Linked DNA regions of Homo sapiens: region 1 is linked to region 2. Evidence: chromatin loops called from intact Hi-C (ENCODE). Cell type or tissue: dorsolateral prefrontal cortex. All regions are shown on one strand. Each heading gives the region's core, and the rest is flanking DNA. Links, peaks and the distances in the headings are about the cores only.

What was found. Peaks named below come from ENCODE experiments on the same cell type or tissue, not always from the same donor. Only the 100,000 strongest peaks of a DNase experiment are listed, where the experiment ranks them.
Region 1: it touches region 2 in a loop (20-fold over the local background); 2 of 110 quality-filtered maps call a loop at or near these places.

The regions. Positions count from the first base shown.
Region 1 is chr2:200,614,763-200,617,682 of GRCh38, reverse strand. AOX1 (aldehyde oxidase 1) reads right to left here. Exons shown (of 35, transcript NM_001159.4): 16 at 1,620-1,712. Among named protein-coding and RNA genes, the nearest start is that of AOX1, 30 kb to the right of the region's middle. In dorsolateral prefrontal cortex, for the core only: no CTCF peak of the experiment used is centred there; a DNase peak (open chromatin) is centred at 1,302; H3K27ac peaks cover 635 bases.
Region 2 is chr2:200,734,379-200,737,298 of GRCh38, reverse strand. It overlaps LINC01792 (long intergenic non-protein coding RNA 1792), which reads left to right and starts at 2,122. Exons shown (of 3, transcript NR_037886.1): 1 at 2,122-2,262. It also overlaps the pseudogene AOX3P-AOX2P and the pseudogene AOX3P. In dorsolateral prefrontal cortex, for the core only: a CTCF peak has its summit at 1,405 (motif pointing right); a DNase peak (open chromatin) is centred at 2,048; H3K4me3 peaks cover 1,178 bases; H3K27ac peaks cover 1,741 bases.

The DNA of each region.
Region 1 (2,920 bases), core at 163-2,662, 120 kb after region 2:
ATAGGTATCTGTAATGGGTCTGGGAGTTAACTGACATAACACATTTCACTGTAACAAACAAAACACTTCATCACATTGAAAAAAAGTCTTTTGAAACCATGTTGTGTGAGGCCTGCCAAAAAACTGAGGAAAAATTCCAAAAAATGTCTTTGTCCTACCGTCAAAGATATCATACATTTTTTTTTTTTTTTTTTTTTTTTTGCAGTTAGTTGTGATAAATCTACTGGTGAAAGAAGCTGTCCTCAATTACCTGCTTCTGCTTAGTATTTGGCTAAAGATACTATGGAAGGAAGAATGCTGTCTCCTCAAACTGGTGATCTTTTGAAGCTGTGTCAAAATATTTTCAAAGCAAATGAACTGATTTAGGGGAAAAATGCTCTTCGTGAGTGCTGACGTTGCTCTAGCAATGTGGATGTTTGTATGTGTGTGTGAAAAACCACGGGCAAAACAAAAACAAAACTCATCTATGTGGCAGACATATTGCATCTAAAACTTTGTTTTGCAATCAATGATAAACTCTCATTCAAGATCATGCACTATGTGAAGATTTTCCTTTTTCTTTGGATGATTTCAATATCCATTAATTTGTTGTTGTTTCTTTCTGAAGTTTATTCCATTGTCTAAGAAATATTAGGGTATTTATAAGCCAAAGGGTTCAACTATCATATTTGAAAAGAACACCGGGGAGATGGCAGCTGTTTTTAACTTTCAAAACAATCATTTTCAATGGAGTTTGGTGCATTTTAATTTTTAAACATATTGAACCTAAAACCTCAAGGAATACACACCAACGTCAATGTTCATTACGACATACTATAAGCTTTCACAACCAAATCCAACAATAGTTTCAGTGAACAAATGCTTTAAAAAGCCTTTTCATGTTCTTGACTTACTAAAACTCTCGAGGTCAAGTTTCCTGATAATAATTTCAAGGAAAAACCCACCAAACTGTATCCACTTTACCAACAGGGTGACTTCAGGCATATTTTTATGATGTGGCAGAAAATTCCATTTGAGAGTTAGGAATCCTGTTTTCTAATAGCCTTCATTACGAGAGCACAAAAAGCTCTTAGTACTTACGTTTGATTCAACTCTAAAATGTAACTCACAGAAAAATCACTAGAAGAATAGAGACTAAGGGAGTAAAATATCTTAACATTCAAGCTAAACAAATCAGCAGTTCTTTTTAAAAGCATTATTGAATTTTCATCAACCTCTAGGGGCTGTGTCTTTTCCTCTGAAAATGAAAGCAAAGCAGCCCATGGCCTTGCCGCAGAGCGTGGCTTTATTGGACTCTGATGCCTGCAGTGCCCAGGGCAGAAAACACGTGACAAGGTGGCCATCTCATGCGTGTCTGTGGTACAAGGCCACAGTGCAAAGCACGTAACCTTTAAGACCCAAATCAACATTCTTCTTTAATATTACCACTGCTAGATTTGTCTTTAATCAAATTCTTCATTGATTTTGGAATTTTAGTTACCCATAAAGAGGCTGTGAGTTTACCAGAAGTGGAGCTTGGACTTACAGAGCTTGAGTTTCACGGAGAGACAGTGGGAATGTCCAGGTCAAATCACTATAGCCCAGATTGTGAATTTTTAAAAACAAGAAATACCGCTCACCTGGTACTTTAATGTACTGCAGTGATGTTTGGAATGAAGATCTTCTAAAGCACTTTCATACTTGTCTGCAAGGCTAGGATAGTGAACTGGATCCTGAAAAGTAGAACCATTGCAGATATTTTAAATAGTTTGAATGCACCAGAATGATTTTGGAAGTGAGGCTAGCATGAGTCTTAGCAAGCATCTCTACTCTGAAGTCTCACGTATATTAAGCACTCACCCTATTCAGAACCCCAGAAATACAAGCAGCTCCCTGACTCAAGGACATATACTCTGAAAGGTGCATACATATTTCCTCATATTATGAATAGCCAGATGAATACGGTAGGTAACTGGCTTCCACCAGCTCTATGTTTCTTATGATTCTCTCATATACTCTCCTAAATGATATGAGGACTTACAAACTGATCCAACAAGAAGATAGAAGCTAAGTAAATAAAATAGAAAGGAAGAAAATACTTAAGCCAGGAAAACATCAGAGTCAAAGTACACCATTGCAAATAAGCATAAAGGTTCCATGTTGCCTGCCAGCTGTGTAGAAAGGGGGACACAGGCTGCATCCCTGTCGCTGCCCTACAGGGGAAGGATTCTGGTCCCCAGCAAGAACATTCCTCAGGACTGAGGGAAGTGAGTCATTTGGTTCTTTACACAAGACTGAACATTGCACAGCCTAGAGCTGGATGGGGGGAAAGGCTTTCAACAATACACATGGTGGTTATTTTTTCTAATTTACATAATTTTAATAGAAAATAAAACCAGCTAGGTGTCATGGCTCATGCCTGTAATTCCAGCATTTTGGGAAGCCAAGGCAGCAGGATTGCTTGAGTCCAGGAGTTCAAGACCAGCTTGAGCAACATGGTAAGACTCTGTCTCTCCAAAAAAATAAAGAAATTAGCTGGGCATGGTGGTGCATGCCTGTGGTCTCAGCTATTTGGGAGGCTGAGGTGGGAGAATTGCTTGAGTCCAGGAAGTTGAGGCTGCACTGAGCTATGATATCACACCACTGTATTCCAGCATGGGTGACAGAGACCCTGTCTCAAAAAAAAAAATTAAATAAAACCAACAAAAGCTATTATTTTTAAAGAGAGGAGGGGTATAAGACTACAAGGCAAAAGTTTTAAATTACATCGCTTGAGTCACCCAGAAATTATATTAGTTTGCTACTAATTGGAGGAGTCTATAATTGGTTACCTGGTGACAATATGTCACTTATCTATGATTTCAAATTTTCATTCTTAATAATGTGATACTACCCTTCTGGTTCCTAGTTGCTCCCACCTACACTGAGAAGATACCCTCAA
Region 2 (2,920 bases), core at 199-2,698:
CAGGGTTTTTCTTCAGTAAGGATGAAAGGGTTCAAATCAGTCTTAAAAAGTGAAGTAGTCACCCAAACCCCCAGGAGATGAGTTAGGCAGCCTTTTAAAATTAATCCTTCACACCCGGGGTTTGCAGAATGAAACACTAACGTAGAGTGACTTGACATTACTAGCTGGGCTGGTTCTAATTGCAGTTAGTCTGTTTTTATCAGGTTGGGCTTTGATTTATCTCTTGTTGACTAATCTTTGAGAATATTTCACCCTCCTACATAGCTGTATTTTATCAATATTAAGAATGTACTTGGCATGACACCTCCCCCACCTTGCCAGCATACTCATGCAACACCCCGCTGCCTCAGTAATCTCAGCTAATTTAGTTGATAAGGGAACCATGAGCTGCTCCTTGTTATCCTTATGCTAAACAAATCTAAACTATCCCTCCCCGCTGGAATGTCTCAGCCTGGAGTTCTCACCCTGTTTCTGTTTTAGCGTCTCCTAAAATGTACTCTGTAACAGGGGATCTAATTTCATCCCAGACCCATCAGTGATGGTCTGTTGCTTCCTTATCACAGGTTTCAGTGGAGCCTGTTTTTTAACTTCTGGAAGGTCCTGGCCTGCCTTATCGTTGCAGGAGTACTAGGAAAATCAAGCTTTTTTTTTTTTTTTTTTTTTTTTCAGTCATACAATTCCTTCTCCCTAAGGAGAAGACCCAGAGCCTTATTAGTGGAGGAGAAACCAGAAACAAAAAAACATAATTATTATTAAGGTCAGAAGCATCACATAGACCAGCATCACCACCTCTTATTTGACACAGAGGGAAAAGGGCAGTTCAACCCCAGTGGGGATTGAAGTATCCCTGTCTGCTCTATTGCCTGAATCCTCATAAGAGTTCAAACACAGTTTGAAGCCAAATAACTCCATTTCCATTGCACACATCACCATGTCACCTCATGCTAGGCACGACACACCTTCTGCCAGGCTATACTGAGAACATTCTACTTAATGTGGTTCTATTCATATTTTATTCCATCTCTGGTCACAAAATCTAGGTTTCTTCCAATGCAAGTGAAAAGAACTTCAACTTTGATTCTCAGAAAGGGCATTTCAGTGGAACTCTATGCTTTTCAGAGTTCATGGGTCTATGAGGTAAACATGCAATGACTTTCTGGAGCACTCACTATACTAAAGATTTTGAGAAAACAAATGTATACTGAGCCAAACATGTAGGTCATATGATTGAGCATGCAAACCTTAAACAAATGTTTAAGTCAAAATTACAGCTGTGCAAAAATGTATTTCCTGGGTGTGCTGGTGGGGAACACATCTGGCTCCAGTACATCCCACCCCTGCCAGTGTCCTTCACTCATCTGGGACTTAGGAAAAGTTCGAGAATCGTGGAAACTTTCCTGCAAGCCACTAGAGGGTACTCATGCTTTAATTTTAAGAGCCCTAAAGGAAGGCGCATTGTTTGTTTTAGCTCTGCTTTGCAGAGACCAAACTGAGCAGTTAACTCACATAGCTAATTGGACAGGCTGTGGGGTGGACCTGAGGGGTAGAATGGCAGTAACAAAAAGAGTGTTGGCCAGGCGCAGTGGCTCACGCCTGTAATCCCAGCACTTTGGGAGGCTGAGGCGGGTGGATCACGAGGTCAAGAGATCGAGACCATCCTGGCCAACATGGTGAAACCCTGTCTCTACTAAAAATACAAAAATTAGCTGGGCGTGGTGGCGCACACCTGTAGTCCCAGCTACTCGGGAGGCTGACGCAGGAGAATTGCTTGAATCTGGGAGGTGGAGGTTGCAGTGAGCTGAGATTGCACCACTGCACTCCAGCCTGGCGACAGAGCGAGAGTCTGTCTCAAAAAATAATAATAATAATAAAAAATAAACAGAAAGTTTAATGAGGAACAATATATTTACATAGTTTCAAAGTATCTCCCCACAGAATATTTATTAACTACAGAAGGAGAAAAACCACCTCACTGTGGAGAGTCCTGGTAGACACCATCTTAACCAAGTGGGACATGTTGAAGTCATGTGTCACCTGGCAGGATGCCATGAGGGGAACACAGAGTCACTTTTGTAATATTCTGACAAAGACTCATAACATCGATCTAACCACGACAAAACAATAGACAAACTCAAAATGGGAGACATTGGACAAGATAACTGGCCAAACTCTTCCGAAGTGTCAAAGTCATGATGTCAAAGAGAGAGGGGAGACCTGATTCCTGCTCCAGGACACCTCAGAGACAGGACAACTAAATGAAAAGTGAGATTCTGTATTGAATATTTTTGCTATAAAATACTTGATTGGGACAACTGGCGAATCTTGAATGGAGTCTGATAATTAGATAGTAGTTGTGAACTGCTGTTAATTTCTGGATTCTGATGGGTATATTGTATAGTGTGTAGGACTAAACTCTTAAGTGTTCAGGGGTTTGGGGCATTAGGTCAGCAATTTACTCTCAAATGATTCAGGGTAAAAAAAATTCTTTGTACTGTACATGCAAATTTTCTGTAAACTTGTCATTGTTTCAAAAGCTAAAAATGAGTTAAAATTTTTGTGATCAATTCTGGTAAAGAGAAGATTAAGAACTGGCTAAATAATGTTCTTCAGGTATGACAAGTGTTGTTATAAGGAAGGTCTTTTTCATCTGCTGAGAAACTTAATAGATTCATGTTAGACATACGTATTTAATTCAATTTCACTTATTTCCTAAACAAGCCTTACATGAGTCTATTTATAGAAAGCATTCATATTAAATACAAATACAATAGTCAAATCATTAAAATAAGTGTAAAAGATGAGAGTCAAGAAATGAGATGAAATGAATAATAAGAGAGTAGGAATTTATATATGATAAAAACTGGCCAGGTGCGGTGGCTCATGCCTGTAATCCTAACATTTTGGGAGGCCGAGGTGGGTG